5 separate regions of the Homo sapiens genome follow, and regions 2, 3, 4 and 5 are each linked to region 1. Evidence: chromatin loops called from intact Hi-C (ENCODE). Cell type or tissue: endothelial cell of umbilical vein. All regions are shown on one strand. Region 1 overlaps PUS7 (pseudouridine synthase 7). Region 2 overlaps LHFPL3 (LHFPL tetraspan subfamily member 3). Region 3 overlaps SRPK2 (SRSF protein kinase 2). Region 4 has its middle 13 kb from the start of SRPK2. Region 5 has its middle 41 kb from the start of SRPK2.

Region 1 (5,000 bases):
CGATCTTGGCTCACTGCAACCTCCGCTTCCCGGGTTCAACCGATTCTCCTGCCTCGGCCTCCCGAGTAGCTGGGATTACAGGCATGCGGCACCATGCCCGGCTAATTTTGTATTTTTAGTAGAGACAGGGTTTCTCCATGTTGGTCATGGCTGGTCTTGAACTCCTGACCTCAGGTGATCTGCCCGCCCTAGCCTCCCAAAGTGCTGGGATTACAGGCATGAGCCACCTTGCTCGGCCTAAGTAGAGTCCTTTTAAAGTTGCATTTTAATGTTCAAATTTATGATCCACCTGGAATTTATTTAGCAAAGGGAAATGAGGTAGGGGAGCCACACTTAAATGGTTTTTTAGATGGTTACTCAGTTATCCAACATTTTTTGAATCAACCATTATTTTTTGAATCAACCATTATTTTCTCCACTTATCTTAAATGATACTTTGAATACGTACTAAATCCTTGGATGTATCTGGGTCTAGGATTACTCTATTCTACCTAGTCATGTTCCAGTATGAAATTGCTTTAAGTGCTATATCTCTTTTTTGTTTTTGAGACAGAGTCTCTGTCGCCCAGGTTGGAGTGCAGTGGTGCGATCTAAGCTTACTGCAACCTCTGCTTCGTGGGCTTACAAAGTCTCCAGCCTTAGCCTCCTGAGAAGCTGGGACTACCGGCATGCACCACCATGCCTGCCCACCCTGGCCTCCGAAAGTGCTGGGATTACCGGCGTGAGCCACTGCACCTATCCAGGTGCTATATTTATTTTTCTTTCTTTTTTTTTTTTGTTTTGTTTTGTTTTTGAGACAGAGTGTTGCTCTGTCACTCAGGCTGGAGTGGAGTGCACTAGTGTGATCTAGGCTTACTGCAACCTCTGCCTCTTGGGTTCAAGCAATTCTTCTGCCCCCAGCCTCTCAAGTAGCTGGGATTACAGACGCCTGCCACCAAGCCCAGCTAATTTTTGTAATTTTAGCAGAGACGGGGTTTCACCATGTTGGCAAGGCTGGTCTGGAACTCCTGACCTCAAGTAATCTGCCCGCCTTAGCCTCCCAAAGTGCTGGGATTACAGGCGTGAGCCACCGCACCCAGCTGTACATATTGATTTTTGTATATTTTCTTATCTTATATAACTTTTTCTTCCTTTTTTAGAGACAAGGAATTGCTCTGCCACCCAGGTTGGAGTGCAGTGGTGCAATCATAGCTCACTGTAACCTTGAATTCCTGGACTATGTATGGGAGCAATGGTAGAACCCAAGAGCACGAATTAACCCAGGGATTGTATCCCAAGGAATCTAGAAGCGGAGGATCAGTATGAACAGAGTGAGGAACGGGGGACAAAACTCCTCTTCAGCCAGGAACTACTGCTGTAGAAACTGACAGAACAATTCAGGGTCAGGAGCTGTCCTAGAGAGAGTGTTCCGGAGACTGCTTCCTGATGGTGCCACAGAAGTGCCTGATAGTTCTGTCCTTTTTTTTTTTAAGTTGAGATAAAGTTAACATAATATAAAATTCACAAGGCTGGGCATGGTGGCTCACGCCTGTAATCCCAGCACTTTGGGAGGCCAAAGTGGCTGAATTGCTTGAGATGAGGAGTTCGAGACCAGCCTGGCCATCCTGGTGAAACCCCGTGTCTACTAAAAATACAAAAATTGGCAGGGCATGGTGGTGCACACCTGTAATCCCAGCTACTCGGGAGGCTAAGGCAGGAGGATTACTTGAACCTCAGAGGCTGAGGTTGCAGTGAGCCGAGATTGTGCCACTTGTACTCCAGCCTGGATAACAGAACGAGACCCTGTATCAAAAAATAAAATAAAATAAATAAATATATATATACACATGTATAATTCACCATTTTAACTGTTATAAAGTGTACATGCCAGTGATTTTTAGTATATTCACAACAATGTGAAACCATCACCACTATATACTTCAAGAACGTTTCCATCACCTGAAAAAGAAACCCTGTACCTATTCAGCAGTCACTCCCGTTTCCTCTCCCTGCAGACCTCGGCAACCATTAATCTACTTTCTGCCTCTATAGATTTTCCTATTTCAGACACATCATATAAACAGAATCATACAATATCTGGCCTTGTGCGCCTGACTTCTTAGTGGAATGTTTTTAAGGTTTATCCATGTTTTAAGTATATATCAGTATTTTGTTTCATTCTTTTTTGTGGCCGAATAGTAGTATCAATTCTTGAATATACGATAGACATCCATCTCTAAATTCCACTGGCACAGCAAAAAGCAAGAACTATACTCAGTTCTGGTTGGTATGGGTGCTCCCTGAGAAATGGAATGAAGCTGACAATGTCTTCATGATACTATTCACAGTTTTAATTATGATGATCCCAGATCAAGGTCTTTGGTTGTAAATTTACAGCAAATTCAGTGAGTAACTAGGGAATATAAAAATCTTGCTTTTAAACATCAGGAACCAATTAAGCAACATGATGCACAGAAAACCTTAATTAACAAAGCCAGGGAAATACTGGCCCAAGTTCAGAAAGGAGACTGGCAGGAACAGGCAGGAAAAGAAACAAATCATTCTGAATGAGACTGTTCCTGCCTGAGACCCTGTTAAAATTACTAGGTGGCTTTAGAGTTTCATGAAGCTGAAAAGACGTGCTGCTTATCCCCAGGACCGATCAATCCAGCAGTCATTCAAATGCCTGTGTGGCAGAGTGGGTTTCTCCTGTTCACAAGTTCCCACGGGAAAGGCCAATCTGCCTGGCCCCATGTATCCATTAAACAAACTAAGGGTGTAGCCTGTATCCGTGAGATAAGTGCTGTGTGCTTTCAGAGGGCCAACATTTAGGTGTCTAACACAGTTTCTTACTAAGTCAACAGGAAGATGATAAAGGCAGCAAAAATCTGAGGACAGAGCAGTGTCCTGATGAAGTGTGACATCTGCTGGCTGACCAAGAAAAAAAAGAAATATTCTTGGTCTTCAACTATTCTAAGACTTCACATCAGAAAACGCAAAATAAAATAACAAGATGCCATTTTTTGACCCTCAAATTAGCAAATGACTCCCTGTCCCCATCATAACACCATGCTGAGGAAGATTCTAGGGAACCAGAATAAAGGTGGTAAATTGGTACCACTTTTTTGCAGGATAATTAGGCTTTGCTATTAAAAAAAAAGAGAGAGAGAATTTCTCTGTGTTTTGACCAGCAGATGGAAAGAAAAAAGACAAACCACATTAAAATGTCATATTCCCTTTAAGTCAGTAATTTCACTGCTAAGTTTATCTTAATGAAGTTATCACAGATGTGTGCCAAGATTTAGCTACAAATACGTCTGTCATGGACTGGGTTATAACAGCAAGAAACGAGAAACAATGTAACATTCAAAAATAGAGTAATAGTTTAAATTAGGATATATCCATACATTCAAACATATTTTGCTATATACCTACAGGAAATAAGGTACACCATCTATTGTTCAAAATAAGAATACATAAGTATTGCTGTTTAAAAAGGAAAAAAAGTCCCTCAAAAAATATATACCATGTTGTGAATAAGGTGATCTCGGAAGAAGTACAGTTATGGCAGGCCTTTCATTTTCTACCTAGTTCTTTCTGTGTTGAAAACAAAATAGGCAGAGCCCAGTGGCTCACGCCTGTAATCCCAGCACTTTGGGAGGCCAAGACGGGTGGATCACGAGGTCAGGAGATCGAGACCATCCTGGCTAACATGGTGAAACCCCATCTCTACTAAAAATACAAGAAATTAGCTGGGCATGGTGGCGGGCGCCTGTAGTCCCAGCTACTCAGGACGCTGAGGCAGGAGAATGGCGTGAACCCAGGAGGCGGAGCTTGCAGTGAGGTGAGATCCCACTACTGCACTCCAGCGTGGGCAACAGAGCGAAACTCCATCTCAAAAAAAAAAAAAAAAAAAAAGAAAGAAAGAAAAGAAAAAGAAACAAAATAAACTGACTTTTTTTTTTTAATCAGAAACAAAATTCACAGAGCCAGCTAGAAATCACAGGAGGTGACTAGGTATTTTAGATACCAAAAACAAGGCAAAAACCTTCTGTTGTGACCTCTATCCACAGAGGATGAGAAAGCCTGAGCCTTCAAACCCCTGTCCCCCTACCCCCATTCTTCTGAGTTTCTGGGGAGTCCCTGGTCCATTACCCACAAAGGTTATTTCAAATCTCCACTCTCTTTCAAGCTCCCTTACCCACTCCTGCCCCTTCACTCTGAGCAAATGACTCCACATTCTATATGCCACAGCGAGAAAATGAAACCAGGCCACCAGATAGGAACACCATCATCTTCATGTATTTACTCCTGCTCTCTTTCAAATGCTTCAATATTTGTACACACCACCAGTAAAAGCAATGGTGAGATGACTGCTTTTATGACATCATGCCACTGTCTCAAGGTCAAGGAAGAAAAAGAACTGGAATAAACATTACGATACAACCGGTTCAACAACTACATTATTTCAGGGGAATCAGAAAAGTAGTGGGAAAGAAGCCCAATTGTAGGGGATTATGGGGTAAAGAGGAGATACCACCATAAATTCTTTATAAAAAGATGAGGAAATTCAAAATAAATATATGGGCTGGGCGTGGTGGCTGATGCCTGTAATCCCAACACTGTGGGATGCTGAGGTGGGTGGATCACCTGAGGTCAGGAGTTCAAGACCAGCCTGGCCAACATGGCGAAACTCCATCTCTACTTAAAATATAAAAATTAGCCAGGTGCACTGGTGTATGCCTGTAATCCCAGCTACTTGGGAGGCTGAGGCAGGAGAATCACTTGAACCAGGGAGGTGGAAGTTGCAGTAAGCCAAGATCCCACCATTGCACTCTAGCCTGGGTGACACAGCAAGACTAAAAAAAAAAAAAAAAAATCCGAGAAACCAAAATAAATACATGTATTTAAGTAGAGGTAGCAAACATAGCGTACTTTATTTTTAATTGCAGTATGACTGACATACACTGTACACATTTAAAATGTACAAGTTTTGACATGTGTATAAGCCCATGAAACCA
Region 2 (5,000 bases), 600 kb before region 1:
AACAGCATCACGTGCTATAGAAAAATCTTCCATGAAAGGAAACTTCCTTGTGGTCTTATTTTAGAAATTCCACAGCCACCTCAGCCTTCAGCAGCCACCACCCTCATCAGTCAGCCGCCATCAACATGGAGGCAGGACACCTCCATGTTTACCAGCAAAAATTCGTTCATTAATTTATTTTTAAATTAAGTATGTATATTTTTTAGATGTAATGCTACTGCGCACTTACCAGTCTACAGGATGCTATAAACATAGCTTTTGCACTGGGAAACGAAAACTTCTGTCTTTATTGTGATATTCACTTTATTGCAGTGGTCTGGAACCAAACCCTCAATATCTCCAAGGTATGCATTTATATATCCACACAGAATACTATTTGGCAATAAAAAAGGATGAAGTACTGACACATGCTACCATATGGATGAACCTTGAAAACATTAGGCTAACTGAAAGAATCCAACCACTAAGCACTACATTTCATTTATTTATTTATTTACTTATTTATTTATTTAGAGATGGAGTCTCACTCTGTCACCCAGACTGGAGTGCAGTGGCATGATCTCAGCTCACTGCAGCCTTCACCTCCCAGGTTCCAGCGATTCTCCCGCCTCAGCCTCCCAAGTAGCTGAGATTACAGGCACACACCACCACACCCAGCTAATTTTTGTATTTTTAGTAGAGACAAGGTTTCATCATGTTGGCCAGGCTAGTCTCAAACTCCTGACCTCAGATGATCTGCCCACCTTGGCCTCCCAAAGTGCTGGGATTACAGGCGTGAGCCACTGTGCCCAGCCTGTACCACATTTCATTTATATGAAATGTCCAGAATGGAAACATCCATAGAGACAGAAAGTATCTTAGTGGTATCCAGGGCCTGAGGGGAGTGGAGAATGGTGAGTGACTGACAGTAGGTATGGGGTTTTCATGGTGATGAAAATATTCTAAAATTAGATAGTGGTGATAGTTGTACAACTCTATAGGTATACTAAAATCACCGAATTGTATACTTTTAAGAGGTGTTTTATGATATGTGAATTATGTCTCAATAAAGCTGTTATTTTTAAAAGTTTCTCTCCCACAAGACTTCCTAGTGGGAAATAAATCCTGAAGATGGGGGAAGGGTATGATTTATATTGTAGTTAAGGCGACTGGCTGCCTCATTTGCCTGGGACTGAAGGCATTCCCGCATGTAGAACTTTCAGTGCTAAAACCAGAAAAGTCCTGAGCAAACCACGCAATGTTTGAGACTTACTTATACTAAAAAACTGTCAATGTTTATCGGAAATTTAACTAGGCATTCTGTATTTTTATTTGCTAAATCTGGCAACTCTATGATGATCCAATTTATTCAGATCAAGTTGAAACAAAGAGCTAGAATTAAGAGAAAAAGCAAAGAGAAACTAAAAGAGTTTGGAGTTAAGGAAAAGAGCTCCCAAAGCATTTTCTAACCTTGGCCAAGACTATGGCAAGATAGTTTTGCCGAGATCTCTTTTCATAACATTCTAACGTTCCCTCATTTCCAAAGTATGTATCAAAGAGTTCATATTGGAGGACTCTTAAAAACTGATATTAATAGTTACATGAAATAATATGTTTCTTAAAGGTATTTCATCTTGGATGAAGCTTAAATTAAGCTTCCTCCTGGCAGCTGAGTGCATGATGAATTGTATTATAAGTAAGTCTATTTTTAGCCCACTAGTGCATTGGCAGACAGGCTGTTAAAAATAAAAGCAGGCCTAGTAGAATACAGAAGCCCGGGGAGCTTTTCCTTACTATTTAATGAAAATGAAGCGGGTTCTCTGAGCCTATATGGTTGGAGGGAAGGTGAGGTGTGTGCAGCTGTGATCAGGTTACAAGGCAGTGGCTTGTAATTTATAAATTAGTGTGTAACGTGTCACTGAGGCAGAAGCTGAGGGACGTAGCACTAACGGGAGTTTCCTGAAATTGCTCAGATAATGGGAGAAAAGAGTTTGCGTGTCTGATCAGGTGGGAAGTGTGATATTTTAAGAATCTTCCATATTTCCCTGCTGGGGAGCTAGGACTCAGTTCATTGCTTGTTCTTGCCTGGACGCCGCACACCAGGTTAGCAGCCACCAGGGGGCACCAAAGCAGCCCATCCCAGAGGAAAGCGTGGGCCTCTGAGCCATTGAAATTCACTCCTGAGCACACTTCCCTTTGAGCCCGCATAACCTGATGATGGTGCAGATTCAGCAGTGCAACACGTGGTTGGGGCGTGTGGATATGGAATCACACAGACAAGGCTTCTGGGTCTAGCCCTGCCTCGTAAAACTTTTACAGCCTCTGTAATCCCCAAACAGAGATAATAAGAAGTGGTAAGAATTCAATGAGCTGGAAAGCTCATTAATACCTATACCGTGCCTGATGCGTGATAAGTGCCCAAGTCTTCGGTACACGCCAGAAGCCTGGGGTTGTAGGGTGGGTTCAAGTACTAACAACATCACGGAGAAGGCATCTGCTTCCATTCCCTTCTATTCTGGGCTCTCTTCCCCCTTCCTCTTTCCTTCCACTTCGTTCTCTGTTTAGTTCAAAGGCCTTTGTTTTGGCAGCTTGCCAAGCATGTCCTCCTGAGATAGGCCCTCTGACCGCTCCCCTGTCCCCAAGTTCTGTCCAATCCTCTACCTCGGTATTTCCCAGTGTGGTTCACCAGCCACCTGCACCAGAATCATCCGGACCTACCAAGTTGGAATATCTGGGAATAGAACCTAGGAATCTGCATTTCAGTGAATTTCCTAAGTGAATTTTACACGTGATAAAGCTTGAAGACTTCTGATATAGTCTTAGTAAGATCTTTTTTTAATAAAAAGAATATAGTGCAGCCTGATCTCAACCAGCTGTTAGGAGGGAAATTGGCTGATTATCTGATTAAAGTAATTCACATTGAATTGTGAAGAACAAATAAACTCCCCTTTCAGGAGAATTTGCATTCTGACATTTTGCAAGCCTGGATGAATTTCAAAATGGTGAAATGTGTGGGTTGAGTATTTGAAGAAAATGACCTTACCTCTGACCCAAGCTTCAAGGGGAGACTTTGTCTGCACCTGGAAAGGAGGGGTTCTGTAACTTAACAGCCCAGGCCTCCTAGCCTAGAATCACCTGAAATTCAGTCCCAAGGACACCAATTGGTGGAGAGAAGGAGAAGTGGAGTGGGAGGTGCAAGAGGAGGAATGGGCAACTCAGGAAAGGATAGAAGAAGGGAAGGTCAGCAGGCAGGGGAGAGGGAAGAGGAGAGGAAGGAGAACCCTCTCAAATATCCCCATCCTCATAGCACTCAGTGCTGAAGATCTATGTAGGTGCAGCGTGGACTAGTGGAAAACAGACCCAGCCACTGATCTTTCCACTCTACCCCAGAGATCACAACTGAGACTTCGATTTTATTTGCTATTTAGGTAATTTTTCAATATGAAGCTGCCCAGTTCATGGAGGAGGGGTAGTAGCCCCCTTGCCCCTCTTTGGGGCTCCCAAACCATTTCTCCTCCCTCCAAGGGTGGTATGGTACAGGGCCAGTCCTTGGCCTTTCCTCCTTCTCTTTCTACAGTCCCTGCAATATTATCTGTACAATGGATGGCTCCCAAATATGTATCTCCAGTTCCAACCTCTCCCTTGAATTCCAGATCTTTGTGTCTAATGGCCTATTGTGGCTATCTGATTTTCTCCCAAAAAAAGTTTCTCTTGTTCCCCATCTCAGTAAATAGGACCCCACTCACTCAGATGGACCAAAAACTTGGGAGTCATCATGAGTTTTCTCTCAGATACACACACACACACATTCCTCATGTAACCTATCGCCAAATCCTACTGACTCTGCCTTAAAAACGCATCTTAAATCTGATCCCACCTCACCACTTCAACCACTCCCAGCCTGGTCCAAGCCACCACTGCCTCTCTTCCAGACCATGTCATCACCTTCTAACTGTCCTCTCTGCTTCAACTCTTACCCCTTACAGTCTTCTTGTCACTCACTCACTCACAGTGAGTCTTACAATGTAATTCTCATCACCCCCCTCCCCTTCTCCCCACCCTTCAATAATGTCCCATTGCATTGAAAATAAATTCAAAATGCCTCACCATTGCCCAAGAGTCCTATATTGCCCGGTTCACCCTGATGGCCCATCTCCTATCACCAGCTGCCCTGGCTCCCCTGCTATTTCTCCTGCCTCTGCTTTTGCTGAAGCCTCCACCTAGAAGGTGGATTCCCCTAGACATTTTGTTTCCTCATTCCTTCAGGGAAAGTGTCCCTGACCACCTGCTCCAAAATAACAGCTGGCTTCTCACCCCAATTTATTTTTGTTCGTAGCACTCAAAGCCACCTGATGTATTTATTACACATTTATTTGCGTATTGTCTATATCCACATTTCACTGTAAGGTTTATGAAAGCTAGGACTTACTCTCCTTTGTCTGCCACTGTATCCCCACACCTAGAATAGTGCCTAACATATCATATATGCTCAATTCATATTTGTTGAACGAATGACTGAATGAGTGAATGGAGGAAAATGAAGAAAAAGTATTAATGTAGGTAAGGATGGCCACTAACTCGTGGCTCAAAGCCCCATCTGAGGTCTTATTAGGAGTTTTTCGTTGGTTTTATTTTGTTTTGTTTTGTTTTTTTGAGACAGTCTTGCTCTATCGCCAGGCTGGAGTGCAGTGGTGCGATCTCAGTTCACCGCAACTTCCGCCACCTGGGTTCAAGCAATTCTCCTGCCTCAGCCTCCCGAGTAGTTGGGATTACAGGCGCCCACCACCACACCTGGCTAATTTTTGTATTTTTAGTAGAGACGGGGTTTTGCCATGTTGGCCAGGCTGGTCTCGAACTCCTGACCTCAGGTGATCTGCCCACCTTGGCCTCCCAAAGTGCTGGGATTACAGGCATGAACCACTGCGCCCAGCCTCTTTTTACATATTAAGTAAATTCTTCTTTATTCCACATTCTAAGTCCTCAAAAATTATACATTCACATTTACCAAATTACAAACTCAG
Region 3 (5,000 bases), 350 kb before region 1:
GGCATGCTGAAAGGCAGGTGGGGAGAAAAGCTGGAGAGAACACAAAGCCAAGACACCAGTAAGGAACCTCCATAATAGGAGAGGCAAGCAATGACACTGCCCACTTTAGGGACAAGGCAAGGGGGACCCCTACTTAGGAGGTATGACTGGCAAAATGAGATGATTTACTGGACATGAGAGAAAAAAAGAAGACATCCTGATGATCAAGTTTCTCACTGGAGCAACAAGAAATGGTGGCAACAAGTGTAGGAAATACAGTATGTGTAGCAGGTTGGCAGGGAAAGTTGTATTCTGGTTTTGGACATGTAAGGTTTGAAGTTTCCTGTGACACAGAGATGGAGCTGTCATGTAAACAATAGGATAAGTCTTATGACTTGCCTGGGCCTCCAATGATGACCATGTGGTAACAAGCAGCAATTCTGCTCCTTTACATGGATTGTGATGACCAAGGCAACTTACATTCAATGGGAAATTTTTCAATATATTATTATTATATGTTATTTATGTACCTTTGCCATTGACCTGTTTTATTTAATTCAGTGCTACTAACAACCTTAGAGGTAGCCATTTCTTTCTTTTGATAGAGGAATGAACCAAGGCTCAGACAGGGTAAGAAACCAAAGTTCCACAGTTATTAAGTTTTGAGCTGGGGTTTAATCTGATATGCAGGTGCCTCTCGGTGTCTGCAGGGGAACTGGTTCCAGGACATCCTGAGGATACCAAAATCCACAGATGCTCAAGTCTCTGATATAAAACGGTGTAGTGTTTGCATATAACCTACATATATCTTCCTATACACTTTAGTTGATCTCTAGTTATTTATAATACCTGCTACAATGTAAATGGTATGTAAATAGTTGTTATACTGTATTGTTTAGGGAGTAATGACAAGGGGGGAAAAATCTGTACATGTTCAATAAAGACACAGTTTTTTTTCCCCTCCAACTATTTCCCACCTGAAGTTAGCTGAACACATGGATGGGAAATCCAAAGATGTAAAACCCATGGATATGGAGGGCTGACTGTACTTGAAGCCACTGCAGCCCAAGCTAATACTTGCAAAATAAGTATGAATAAAAAAGGTACTTTGAGCTGGTCATGGTGGCTCAGGCTCGTAATCCCAGCACTTTGGGAGGCTGGGGAGGGCAGATCACCTGAGGTCAGGCACTGGAGACCAGCCTGGCCAACATGGTGAAGCTCTGTCTATACTAAAAATATAAAAATTAGCCGGGCATGGTGACGGGCGCCTGTAATCCCAGCTGCTCGGGAGACTGAGGCAGGAGAATTGCTTGAGTTCAGGAGGCGGAGGTTGCAGTGAGCTGAGATTGCACCACTGCACTCCAGCCTGGGCAACTAGAGTGAGACTGTCTCAAAAAATAAATAAATAAATGAATGAATAAAATAGAAATAATTAAAAAGGTACTTTGTAAATTACTTTCTATATGAAACTTCAGCCGGGCGCGGTGGCTCACGCCTGTAATCCCAGCACTTTGGGAAGCTGAGGCGGGTGGATCACGAGGTCAGGAATTTGAGACCAGCCTGACCAACATGGTGAAACCCTGTCTCTACTAAAAATACAAAAATTAGCCGGGCATGGTGGCACGCGCCTATAATCCCAGCTACTCAGGAGGCTGGGGCGGGAGAATCGCTTGAACCCGGGAGGCAGAGGTTGCAGTGAGCCGAGATCGCGCCACTGCACTACAGCCTGGGTGACAGAGCAAGACTCAATCTCATAAAAAAAAAAAGAAACTTCAAGTAAGAGAAAAATTGAACTGCAACAGCAACAATAAGTCTGGATAAGGTACCTCTCACTACTGCCCTTTCCCAGAAATTAACCTACATTCTATGTAAGCACCTTCAAACACTCCCTGGAAAGGGGAACAGGAGCTGACCACGTCCAGCCAAGTAAAGAAAGCAAATCCTTAGGAGGATTCATCATAGCCAGTGCGTAACAAAGCCAGCTTACTCGGCGTGCAATTCCAGACTGCTGGAACCAAAGGGGCTGCAGAATGTCGGGCTGTTTGCAGGGCTGGCTCATCAATTTTACTCGCTGTGTGTTAAACAGTCTTGTCAGTAGAGGGAGCAGAGGGAGGTTTCAGAGCTTTTCCCCCATAAGCCAGTATGGAAACCAGCTGTGTTACCCAGTTTTCACTTACTAGAGTCACTTGGCATTCACTCCCAAAATAAGGCTTTGAATAAGTCAAGCCTTCTTAGGTAGACAAGAACACAAGAGCCAATCTATAATCTGTCATCACATTTAAATCCATGCCAATTCCTTGAAAATTACAATCCTGGGCCAGTTACCAATAGTAGGGTCCTATAATCAGGAACAACTATCAAAAGACAATATGACACTTCTTTCTCAATAGAGTCAAAGAGGAGGCATAATTTTCTTGAATAGAAACAAAACAAAACTAAACTAAACTAAATATAATGACATTAGATGGAAGAAGATACGAATTTTAAACTAAACTACACATTCTAGAAAGGTGTAAGTTGCTAAAACTGGAAGGTTTTTGCAAATGATGCTGCTGACTAAATATATTAAAAATGAAAACTGGTCAGAAATAAGATTTGGTATGCAGAGAGCAAGAAATAGCCTAATGGCATAGAAAATTTATTTAAATCACATTACTTCTTCAGGAGTATAAAAGTAATAAAACTGATCAGTACACACACACAGGGCTTGGCCACTTCCAGCCAATTCCTTCACAGCATTTGTTAAAGGCACGTCCCTGGAGTCAGCGATGGCAGACAGTTGATGGGAAGAAACACTTACCTTTTGGCAAATCCCCAGTACTGGAGGCTGAAACCGTTCTGCTTCTGTCATGGGATGGACTGCTCTCCTCTTGCTCAGTAAGTGGTGATCCCTCAGAAAGCACAGAGCCGCAGGCCACAGGTTCTAAGGATCCAGAGAACAACGAGGTGGAAAACTCTGGGAACTGTGACTCGGGAATTTTATGTCGTCCATTTGGCAATTCACCATTGAATTGTTCATAGGAGCTGCTATATGTGTAATCACTTTCTGCATTTGGCTCATCAAGATTATATTCCTCAGGATTTGGGCAGTCTTCTTCATCATCATCTTCATCGTCCAGTTGCTGCTCCAGTGAGAATGGGCCATTCTCAATATGGCCATTGGTTTTAGGTGATTCTATCCACGTAGGGTCTATGTTCGCAAGTTCCTGATCTACATCATCTTCATCTTTTTCAATGTTTTCTTTCTCAGCATCTTCTTTCTCTTCCTGGTCCTCAGCTTCACCTTAAGAATTTGATGGGTCAAGAATTAGAACTTGTTACTCTCCTTAATACAGCCTCATTAAGTACTTATCTCCATCAATAAAATACATTTTGAATATGCTTATGTACCACCTGGTAAACACCTCTTGGCTTTTGGGGTAAAACCTTCAGGTTTTCTAAATCTCATTTTTCATTCATTTAGTAATTGGCCTGCTCTTATAAGAAAAAGTTAGCTTTAAGGGAAAATAACTCTTTCTAAATAAAGTTGCACTTCCATTTCTACCCTCTATAATCTTCAGAAACAGACTTGTGGTGCATTACAGTTAGGTAAAAAGTTAATGACAAAATAAAGCACCATCATTAGCATGATAGAAACATGGAATTTCTCAATTATTTTACATTTTTAAAAACTATTTTGAAATGTTAACATATTTCTGGCATACAGTTCACAAATGAAGTACGAGGCTATTTCCCATATTTCCCAATAGGGAGTTGGAGAGAATCATCCTTGTCATCTGCAGCAGCAGCACAAATCAGCCCCCATGTTGACCTGGCAGAACCCTACTAATGGAGCTCTGAGAACCCCATGCAGCCCAGGTTCCAGGCCCCACTGACCATTGTCCTTTGCAGTCTCTGCCTCAGCCGCCTCCTCTAATCCTGTTGTTTTTAGTTTCACCTCTGGGCAGTATTCGCCATCCTGGTCATTGGAAGGTGCAGCTGAGGTGATGTTTTCTTCTATTATTTTCCTTTCAGCTTCTCGCTCCAATTCTTCTATCTCCTGCAGGCGCTTCTCCAATAACTCAGCCTGCCTCTTCTGTTTCTTTTTCAGTTTTTTCTTTTTGTTTTTAGATATTTTTCCTATCTATGTTAAGGAAAGACCACAGGTCAGTATTCTTCTTTTTAAAGCACCACGATAGTATAACGACTAGCAGCATGGCAAATAGCAATAAACTCTGCTTTCTCATGCCATATTCTATTAAAATCCCAAACCCAGACAGATCCACTTTGTGGTAAGGCTTACGATAAAATCAAAGGGAAAGCAGTGCTGACTGATATCACGTACTAGGTCTACTACCAGGTCCTGCCCTCAGAGGGATATAGCTTAAATCCAGTAAGTCTTCACCATTCAAACTCTAAGAGAACTGAAGTTCGAAATTCTCTTGGCCTTAAAGGAGAAGCTCCTCTTGCAAGTTTTATTTGCTGCTGTCTATATACAAAGTAACAACATCCCAGCTCCTCAATGCCAAAAATGAAACAGGTGCCCGAGCAGGTGTATGTCACTGTGTGTTTGGGTCTCACATATGAAGCTCTTAGCAGCCAAGACAACATGAACTGTAAGAGATAAGCCTATGCTGCAAAGGGAAAAAAGAAAAAGCTACAGCTTTTGTCTGCCTCCCGTCATGGTTACCTGACTTGCAAAGCACTGGCAATGACAGCCTCCAACCTTTCAATCAATCAGTAAATTCAAGCAGCTCAAGCCAGGGAAGAACTATGGGAAACAACTTGAGCTTCTCAGCAGGCCAGGAAGCTTAATTATTAAAGCTCCCTCTTGTTCCAGAACTTACATTCCAAATCAAGAGCTGTCTCAGTAAAAATAGTGTTTTGTTGTTGTTGTTGTTGTTTTCTTTGAGACAGAGTCTCTGTTGCCCAGGCTGGAGTGCAGTGGCGTGATCTCAGCTGACTGCAACCTCCACTTCTTGAGTTCAAGTGATTCTCATGCCTCAGCCTCCCATGTAGCTAGGACTACAGGTGCACACCAT
Region 4 (5,000 bases), 86 kb before region 1:
TCTAGAGAAAATCACCAATAGTGACAAGTTTGTTATAAATAAAATAGTATAGGAGACTCTTACATAAGCCAGTTCAAAAATGATGCCCAAAGATTTACCTGGGGCTGTATTAAAATTTAGAATAATGTCTAATATGCCAGGACATAATCAAATAGATTAGAAGATCTGGCCATAATCTGTGCTAAGTTTAACACCCTGGGCTCCATTTCTTCCAAGTCTTAGAACATGGATATAGCTCTGATATAATACTCATTTCTCAAATGCTTGAGCTCTCTGAGTATAAGAATTTGCTTGCCGGCCGGGCGCGGTGGCTCACGCCTGTAATCCCAGCACTTTGGGAGGCCGAGACGGGCGGATCACGAGGTCAGGAGATCGAGACCATCCTGGCTAACACGGTGAAACCCCGTCTCTACTAAAAATACAAAAAATTAGTTGGGTGTGGTGGCAGGCGCCTGTAGTCCCAGCTACTAGGGAGGCTGAGGCAGGAGAATGGCGTGAACCCTGGAGGCAGAGCTTGCAGTGAGCTGAGATCGTGCCACTGCTCTCCAGCCTAGGAGACAGAGTGAGACTCCGTCTTAAAAAAAAAAAAAAAAAAAAGAATTTGCTTTCCATTTTATTGTAACTAATGAAAGAGATTCAATGTAAAAAAATTTTTTTTATTTTTTTTTATTTTGAGACCCTCTGTTGCCTAGGCTGGAGTGTAGTGGCACCATCTCGGCTCACTGCAAACTCTGCCTCCCCCAGCACTTTGGTGAGGCCCAGGCAGGCAGATGACTTGAGGTCAGAAGTTCGAGACCAGCCTGGCCAACATGGCAAAACCCCGTCTCTACTAAAAATACAAAAATTAGCCAGGCGTGGTGGCAGGCACCTGTAATCCCAACTACTCAGGAGGCTGAGGCAGGAGAATCACTTGAACCAGGAGGCAGAGATTGTGGTGAGCCGAGATGGTGCCACTGCACTCCAGCCTGAGCAACAGGTTAAGACTCCATCTCAAAAAATTAAGAATAAAAAAAATAGTTTGGGCACGGTGGCTCACATCTGTAATCCCAGCACTTTGGGAGGCCGAGGCAGGCAGATCACCTGAGGTCAGGAGTTTGAGACCAGCCTGACCAACATGGTGAAACCCCATCTCTACTAAAAATACAAAAATTAGCTGAGCATAGTGGCGCGCGCCTGTAATCCTAGCTACCAGGAGGCTGAGGCAGGAGAATTGCTTGAATCTGGGAGGTGGAGGTTGCGGTGAGTGGAGATGGCACCACTGCACTCCGGCTTGGGCAACAAGAGCGACACTCCGTCTAAAAAAAAAAAAAAAAAGACAATTGCATATTACCAGTATCCCAAAAGTCCCCCTCCTCTCTCCTCAGTCACTGCCCCTACCAAGATAGCCTCTATTCTAATTCCTAACCCCACAGATTCATGCTGCCTGCTTTTAAATTTTATGGAAATGGAACCCTACACTAATTACTCTTGTATTTGGCTGGTTTTTTTCAACGTTTTGTTTGTGAGCCTCACCCATGTGTTGTCTGTACAATCTTTTCATTGTTTTATAGTATTTCATTGTATGAATATGCCATATTTTAAAAATGTCTTCACATTATTTATTAAACTACTATCTCAGCCCCAAACCCACCATTCTATTATCAGCTTTGTGAGGGGGGAGTTGTGGCCACATTTGTTTATTTGCTGTTTTGTTTTGTTTTGTTTTGGTTTGGTTTTGAGACAGAGTTTCGCTCTTGTCGCCCAGGCTGGAGTGTAGTGGCCACATCTTGGCTCACTGCAACTTCCGCCTCCCAGTTTCAAGCGATTCTCCTGCCTCAGCCTCCTGAGTAGCTGGAATTACAGGCATGCACAACCACGCCAAGCTAATTTTTGTATTTTTAGTAGAGACGGGGTTTCACCATGTTGGCCAGGCTTGTCTCAAACTCCTGACCTCAAGTAGTCTGTCCACCTAGGCCTCCCAAAGGGCTGGGATGAGCCACGCCAAGCCACATTTATAATAGAGGAAATGTGATCTTATTTCTCCTTTGCCAATGTGCTCCGCCATTAATTCTGCCAGTTGGGGTCACTAGAGGGAGACTGGAAGCCTGGAGAAGAGGAACAGGAGCAGGGAAATGTTACTTCCTGTTTGCTGGCCTTTTGGTCACCGTCGTCTCAGCACTGGCTCTTTATCACAGGGACAGCAATGGTTCCAGTCCCAGGTTTCACGGAGCTCCTCAAATCAGCCTCATTATATTCCCCTAGAAATAATAGCAACTCCTGGGAGTACTCCCTCTTTATACATCTGGGTCCCAGCTCCCTCCTCTAAGCTTCTGAGGTCTGATAACCCTTACTGCTAACTGTGTTTCCCAGCCCCAGATATGGGTGCTGATTCCTGATTTATTAGTGGGTTAGTTCAGTATCCCCTTTACTTAGTTCTCTAATACCTGTTCAAACAAACAATTCGTTAATTTTTTTATTATAAAATAATTGGTCCAGCTGGGCACAGTGGCTCATGCCTGTAATCTCAGCACTTTGGGAAGCCGAGGTGGGCAGATTGAGACCACCCTGGCTAACATGGTCTCTACTAAAAATACAAAAAATTAGCTGGGCATGGTGGCACGCGCCTGTAGTCCCAGCTACTCAGAAGGCTGAGGCAGGAGAATCTCTTGAACCTGGGAGGCGGAGGTTGCACTGAGCTGAGATCGTGCCATTGCATTCCAACCTGGGCGACAGAGCGAGACTCCATCTCAAAAAAATAAAAAATAAAATAAAATAAAATAATTGGTCCAACTTCAATAAAAAGTAAATAATTTCTGTGTCCCCCCTAGATTCTGATGGATAGGTGATTCCACCAGTCATCGGTGATTGGGTTGTCTCCAACTTAAGCTATTATGAATAATGTTGCTGTGAACACCCTTATATGAGGTTTTTGGTGAATATGTGTATATATTTAGAAATGGAATTGCTGAGTCATAGGTTATATCTGTGTGCATTTTTAGCACATACAGCCAAAAGTTTTCTAAAATGGTTATACTAGTGATTGCATTGATTTTAAAGCATTCCCAGTATTTCACATCTAATCCTCAAAACTTTTTAAATTTAGAAAAAAGTCAATACACTTCATACTTTTTTTTCTTTTTTTTTTTTTTTGAGACAGGATCTCATTTTGTCACCAGGCTTGGACTGCAATAGCACAGTCTTGACTCACGGCAGCCTCGACCTCCTGGGCTCAAGTGATGCTTCCACTTCAGTCCCCCAAGTAGCTGGGACTACAGGTGCTACCCACCACGCCCGCTAGGCTTTTTGTTTTTTGATTTTTGAGATGGAGTCTCACTCTGTCGCCCAGGCTGGAGTGCAGGGACGCCATCGCAGCTCACTGCAACCTCCGCCTCCCGGGTTCAAGCGATTCTCCTGCCTCAGCCTCCCTAGTAGCTGGGATTACAGGTACATGCCACCATGCCTAGCTAATTTTTTTGTGTTTTTAGTAGAGGCAGGTTTCACTATGTTGGCCAGGCTGGTCTTGGAGCTCCTGACCTCAGGTGACCTCCCCTCCTCGGCCTCTCAAAGTGCTGGGATTACAGGCATGAGCCACCACGTCCTGCCTTTTTTTTTTTTTTTTTTAAGACAGGGTCTTGCTGTGTCGCCCAGGCTGAAGAGCAGTAGCACAATCTCAGCCTCCCAAGCAGCTGGGATTACAGGTGCCCACCACCAGACGCGGCATATTTTTAGTAGAGGTGGGGTTTCTCCATGTTGTCCAGGCTGATCTCAATCTCCTGACCTCAGGTGATCATCCTGCCTCAGTGTCCCAAAGTGCCATGATGACAGGGCGTGAGCCCTGGCTTCCACTAAATTTTATTGTTTGTTTTTTATTGTTTGTTTTTTGTAGAGACGGGGTTTCCCCATGTTGCCCAGGCTGGTCTCAGACTCCTGAGTTTAAGCAATTCTCCCACCTCAGCTTCCCAAAGTGTTGGGATTACAGGTGTGAGCCACAGCACTCAGCCTGTAATTTAATTTCTACTCCAGAATCAATTTTTCTTTTCCTTCCTTCCTTCCTTTCTTCCTTCCTTCCTTCCTTCCTCCCTCCCTTCCTTTCGACAGCATCTCACTTTGTACTCCAGAATCAATCTTTCTTTTCCTTCCTTCCTTCCTCCGTCCTTCCTTCCTTCCTTCCTCCTTCCCTCCCTCCCTCCCTTCCTTTCTTTTGACAGCGTCTCACTTTGTCACATAAGCTGGAGTGCAGTGGTGAGATCTCAGCTCACTGCAGCCTCGACTTCCCTGGCTCAAGCAATCCTCCCACTTCAGCCCCAAAAATAGCTGGGATTACAGGCGTGAACCACCACGACCAGCTAATTTTTTGTAGAGATGGGGTTTCACCATGTTGCCCAGGCTGGTCTCGACCTCCTGAGCTCAAGTGATCTGCCTGCCTTGGCTTCTCAAAGTGCTAGGATTACAGGCGTGAGCCACTGGCCTTCTATTCCAGAATTTTTATATTGCAATGTTAAGAAAACTAAAGTCTGGGCCAGGCACGGTGGCTCATGCCTATATATGGCGGGGCACAGTGGCTCACACTTGTAATCCCAGCACTTTGGGAAGCCAAGGTGGGCAGATCACCTGAGGTCAGGAGTTCAAGAACAGCCTGACCAATATCGTGAAATCCCATCTCTACTAAAAATACAAAAATTAGTCAGGCGTAGTGGCATGCACCTGTAGTCCCAGCTACTCGGAAGGCTGAGGCAGAAGAATCACTTGAACCCGGGAGGTGGAGTTGTGGTGAGCCGAGATTGCACCACTGCACTCCAGCCTGGGCAACAAGAGTGAGACACCATCTCAAAAAAAAAAAAAAATACAAAAATAGGCCACACATGGTGGTGCATGCCTGTAGTCCCAGCTACTTGAGAGGCTGAGGTGGGAGGATCACTTGAGCCTGGGATATCAAGGCTGCACTGAGCCAAGATTGCACCACTGCACTCCAGCTTGGGTGACACAGCAAGATCCTGTCTCAAAAAAAAAAAGAAAGTTTA
Region 5 (5,000 bases), 58 kb before region 1:
TTAGGGGCCACTGTGGTGTTATTGACTGGCCTAATTTCAATATCTTTGTGTCTCAGGGAATAGGAAAGTCCAAGTAGAGAAAGAGAGATGGGGGAATGGCCAGTTGGTGGAACAGTCAGACCACATACAACGTTTATTGATTAAGTTCAATGGCTTATGTGGTGCAGTTCATTGTGCCTCAAAACAATTACAATAGTAACATGAAAGATCACTGGTAACAGATTACCATGCAGTTATAATAATACTGAAAAGCTTAACATATTATGAGAATTACCAAAATGTGACATAGAGACATGAAGTGAGCACATGCTGTTGGAAAAATGGCACTGATCAACTTCCTTAATGTACGGTTGCCACAAACCTTCAATTTGCAAAAAATACAATATGTCTGCTGCCTGAGGAACATAGTGAGACCCCATCCCTAAAAAGCAAAACAAAATAAGTCATATAATGTCTGCAAAGTACAATAAAGCAAAGTGCAATAAAATTAGGTATGCCTATATCATAAAACAGAAATAAAGGAAATATAGTAGTTACCAGAGGCTTGGAAGAGTAAGGGAAGGGGGAATAGGAAGAGAATGGTTAATGGATGCAAAATTACAGTTAGAAGGGGGGAATAGGCCAGGTGCGGTGGCTCACACCTGTATTCCTAGTACTTTGGGAGGCCAAGGTGGGTGGATCACCTGAGATCAGGAGTTCAAGACCAGCCTGGCCAACATGGCAAAAACCCATCTCTACTAAAAAATACAAAAATTAGCTCAGTGTGGTGGTGCACACCTGTATTTCCAGCTACTCAGGAGGCTGAGGCAGGAGAATTGCTTGAACTCAGGAGGTGGAGGTTGCAGTGAGCTGAGATCACCCCATTGCACTCCCAGCCTGGGCAACAGAGTGAGACTCCATCTCAAAAAAAAGAAAAGGAGGAATAAACTCTAGCATCCTATAGCACAGCTGGGTGACTATAGTTAACAACATTGTTTTTGTGTATATATATTATTTATTTATTTATTTATTTTTGAGACAGAGTCTCACTCTGTTGCCCAGGTGCAACCTCTGCCTCCCGGGCTCAAGCGATTCTCCTGCCTCAGCCTCTTGAGTAGCTGGGATTATGGGTGTGCACCACCACGCCCAGCTAATTTTTGTATTTTGAGTAGAGACGGGGTTTCACCATGTTGGTCAGGCTGGTCTTGAACTCCTGACTTTGTGATCCACCTGTCTCAGCCTCCCAAAGTGCTGGGATTATAGGCATGAGCCACCACGCCCGGCCGTATATTTTTAAATAGCCACAAGAGAGAAATTTGAATGTTTCCAACACAGCAATATGATCAATGTTGAAGGTGATGGATATCCCAGTTACCTCAATTTGACCTCTAAACATATGCATATATTGAAATATCACATGTACCCCCGTAAGTTTGTACAATTATGTATCAATTAAATTTTTTTAATCTTTAAAAAAGGAAATAAGCATTTCAATATGTACATATCAAGATATGACTATGCAAGAAGGCTTAATGAAATAATCAGATACTTGCGTCTTCACATAGCATCATAGTAAATGTGCCAGCTACAAGCACAGAGTAATACAGGTGTGTTGTATAGTAATGAGTCAATTATCCCACATGGTAGTGATATAGATGTTATGATTGTCTGCAATGGTAGAAAACCCTTGGTAAAGTTCAAGACATCATAAAGTCAAATCCTCCTTTCATATATATAATTGTATTCTTGGAAAAATCAGAATATGTTAACAATCTGCCAAAGGTCCCTGTATTACAGATTTTTTTTTTTTTTTGAATCATGGTCTCGCTCTGTCACCCAGGCTGTAGTGCTACAGTGTGATCACAGTTCCCTGTAACCTTGGCCTCCCAGACTCAAGTGATCCTCCTCACTCAGCTTTCTGAGTAGCTAGGACTACAGGTGTACATGCCACCACGCCCAACTAAGTTTTTATATTTATTTTTATTTGTAGAGATGAGGTCTCCCTATGTTGTCCAGGCTGGTCTTCAACTTCTGGGCTCAAGCAATTCTCCCACCTCAGCCTCCCAAAGTGCTGGTATTACAAGTGTGAGCCACCATGCCCTGCCTGCAGATGTCTTATACATTTGATTTCCACCCATTAAAATGACAGTAGTGCTGACCAATCATTGTGACAATCAATAATACTCTCTCCCACCACATTTTCTTCTTCTTTTTTTTTTTTTTTAGACGGAGTCTCACTCTGTCACCCAGGCTGGAGTGCAGTGGCATGATCTCAGCTCACTGCAACCTCTGCTTCCTGGATTCAAGCGATTCCCCTGCCTCAGCCTCCTGAGTAGCTGGAATTACAGGCATGTTCCACTATGCCCAACTAATTTTTGTATTTTTAGTAGAGACGGGGTTTCACCATGTTGGTCAGGCTGGTCTCGAACTCCTCACCTCATGATCTGCCTTCCTTGGCCTCACAAAGTGCTGGGATTACAGGCGTGAGCCACCGCGTCCAGCCCCCAACCACATTTTCAAAATGCTGAGAGTGCAGTTAGAACTTACGTAGAGAGGAAAGAGCACTGACATAGGAGTCAGACAGGAGACAGCTGTTCACTCTAGCCCAATCACTTTACTGTTCTGGGTTTCATTTCGCTCATCTGAAAAATGTAGAACTTGGTCTGTGTAATCACTAAGATCTATTTGATGCTGAGGTAGACCATATATATATATATATTTGTTTGTTTGTTTGTTTTTTGAGAAATAGAGATGATGTCTCACTATGTTGCCCAGGCTGGTGTTGAACTTCTGGGCTCAAGCAATCCTCCTGCCTTGGCCTCACACAGTGCTGGGATTACAGGTGTAAGCCACCGCGCCTGGCCCTATATCTTTCTTATTGCTAGTTGATGAAACAATAACTGCTAAAAGGTATACAGCCATGTCTCCCTCTGCTGGCTGAGTGACATGTCATAAATGCAAACAGAAGATTTTTAATGTTTTCAGTGCAAGAGCTGTCATCTTTTAGGATTTATTGACCAACACAACATGTTGCCAAGTGATAAATGTAGACAGCATTTGTTTCAAAGCTTGGATACCATCTTCATTTTCACAAATAGATATATATCTATCACAACAAAGTCTCTATATTCAGGTACTCACTATCTAAATTAAATTTGGAAAAGCAGATCAGACTGCACATGAAACTGACATACTGTGTTGATCAAGGGCTTTTGGCTGGAATTATTTGGCTCATTCCCTCAGCCATCTCCAGGGGATAATTATCTCCAAAGAGGGAATTTCCTGTTGGAGTTAACAGACTTTCAAGAAGTATTCGGCAGATCATTAATCTTTTAATGGCTAAACCGTGAAAAAAATTAGTTACATATTAAATAGTTTTAAAATACTGTTACCCCCAGCTTCAGACTTCCTACAGTGTGCTATGGACTGAATGCTTGTGTCCTCCCAAATTCATATGTTGCAATCCCAATCCCCAATGTAATGGTGTTTGGAGATGGGGCCTTTGGGAGGTAATTAGGTCATGAGGATGCAGCCCACATGATGGGGCTAGTGCCCTTATAAGAAGAGCCATGAGAGAGCTTGCTTTCTCTCTCTCTGCCATCTGAGCACACAGTAAGAAGATGGCCACCTGGGCCAGGCACAGTGGCTCACGTCTGTAGTCCCAGCACTTTGGGTGGCTGAGGCGGGTGGATCAACTGAGGCCAGGAGTTCGAGACCAGCCTGGCCAACATGGAGAAACCCTGTCTGTATTAAAAATACAAAAATTAGTCGGGCGTGGTGGCGTGCGCCTGTAATTCCAGCTACTCTGGAGGCTGAGGCAGGAGAATCACTCCAACCCGGGGAGTGGAGGTTGCAGTGAGCCAAGATCGTGCCACTGCACTCCAGCCTGGGCGACAGAGTGACACTCTGTCTCAAAAACAAACAAAACTAAACTAAACAAAAAAACAAACAAACAAAGAGATAGCCATCTCCAAACCAGAAGGAGGGCCTTTACCAGGACGGGACCGTGCTGGCACTCGGATTTTGAACGTTCTCTGGACTGTGAGGTATAAAATTCTGTTGTTTAAGCCACCCAGTCTATGGTATTGTTATAGCAGCCCAAACTGATGAAGACAAATGAGTTTCCCTCTTTCCTGAATTAGTCTAATTATTACTACTATTATTATGGTTTGTATTTTTGTAGGGTACTTTAATTGTTTTGGGAAAAAAATAAGTTATGTGTGTATATATATATTTTTATTTATTTATTTATTTTTTGAGATGGAGTCTTGCTCTGTTGCCCAGGCTGGAGTGCAGTGGCATGATCTCGGCTCACTGAAAGCTCCGCCTCCCAGGTTCACGCCATTCTCTCGCCTCAGCCTCCCAAGTAGCTGGGACTACAGGTGCCCGCCACCACACCCGGCTAATTTTTTGTATTTTTAGTAGAGACGGGGTTTCACCGTGTTAGCCAGGATGGTTTTGATCTCCTGACCTTGTGATCCGCCTGTCTTGGCCTCCCAAAGTTCTGGGATTACAGGCGTGAGCCACCGCACCCGGCCTTATTTTTATTTTTTGAGACAGAATCTCGCTCTGTCACCCAGGCTGGAGTGCAGTGGTGCAATCTCAGCTTACTGCAACCTCCGCCTCCTGGCTTCAAGTGATTCTCCTGCCTCAGCCTCCTGAGTAGCTGGGACTACAGGTGTGCGCCACCATGCCCAGCTAATTTTTGTATTTTGAGTAGAGACAAGGTTTCATCAAGTTGGCTAGGCTGGTCTTGAACTCCTGACCGCAAGTGGTCCAACCGCCTCGGCCTCTCAAAGTGCTAGGATTACAGGCATGAGCCACCGTGCCAGGCCAAGTTCTATATTATTTTAGAGCTATTTTTAAATTACAGTTATCCATGCAAGGTTAAGAAAAAAAGGGCGGGGGTAGAAAGAACTCAAGTCACACTGAGGTGCAGAAATGAAAAATGAAAGTCTCTCCTCCCCCCACACATTACCAGTCCACATCCAGAATCAATCACCATTCATAGTTTCTGGTTT

The links. A loop is a pair of places that touch in the nucleus more often than their neighbours do. Peaks named below come from ENCODE experiments on the same cell type or tissue, not always from the same donor. Only the 100,000 strongest peaks of a DNase experiment are listed, where the experiment ranks them.
Region 2: a loop joins it to region 1, with 15 times the contacts of the local background. A loop is called at or near these places in 4 of 110 quality-filtered maps.
Region 3: it touches region 1 in a loop (2.3-fold over the local background); 15 of 110 quality-filtered maps call a loop at or near these places.
Region 4: a loop joins it to region 1, with 9 times the contacts of the local background. A loop is called at or near these places in 21 of 110 quality-filtered maps.
Region 5: it touches region 1 in a loop (8-fold over the local background); 12 of 110 quality-filtered maps call a loop at or near these places.

What each region holds. Positions count from the first base shown.
Region 1 is chr7:105,485,272-105,490,271 of GRCh38, forward strand. The region is part of intron 7 of PUS7 (pseudouridine synthase 7); the gene reads right to left. Among named protein-coding and RNA genes, the nearest start is that of PUS7, 34 kb to the right of the region's middle. In endothelial cell of umbilical vein, CTCF peaks have their summits at 2,897 (motif pointing left) and 3,099; a DNase peak (open chromatin) is centred at 2,750; H3K27ac peaks cover 3,914 bases.
Region 2 is chr7:104,881,754-104,886,753 of GRCh38, forward strand. All of the region lies in intron 2 of LHFPL3 (LHFPL tetraspan subfamily member 3), which reads left to right. Among named protein-coding and RNA genes, the nearest start is that of LHFPL3-AS2, 42 kb to the right of the region's middle. In endothelial cell of umbilical vein, a CTCF peak has its summit at 2,096 (motif pointing right); a DNase peak (open chromatin) is centred at 2,138; H3K27ac peaks cover 275 bases.
Region 3 is chr7:105,139,229-105,144,228 of GRCh38, forward strand. SRPK2 (SRSF protein kinase 2) reads right to left here. Exons shown (of 16, transcript NM_182692.3): 10 at 3,856-4,102; 11 at 2,780-3,262. Among named protein-coding and RNA genes, the nearest start is that of KMT2E, 130 kb to the left of the region's middle. RefSeq lists a silencer at 2,633-2,809. In endothelial cell of umbilical vein, a CTCF peak has its summit at 2,061 (motif pointing right); no DNase peak of the experiment used is centred here.
Region 4 is chr7:105,399,702-105,404,701 of GRCh38, forward strand. No RefSeq gene overlaps it. Among named protein-coding and RNA genes, the nearest start is that of SRPK2, 13 kb to the left of the region's middle. RefSeq lists a silencer at 4,180-4,365. In endothelial cell of umbilical vein, a CTCF peak has its summit at 2,065 (motif pointing right); a DNase peak (open chromatin) is centred at 2,090; H3K27ac peaks cover 896 bases.
Region 5 is chr7:105,426,993-105,431,992 of GRCh38, forward strand. No RefSeq gene overlaps it. Among named protein-coding and RNA genes, the nearest start is that of SRPK2, 41 kb to the left of the region's middle. In endothelial cell of umbilical vein, a CTCF peak has its summit at 2,914 (motif pointing left); DNase peaks (open chromatin) are centred at 2,949 and 3,509.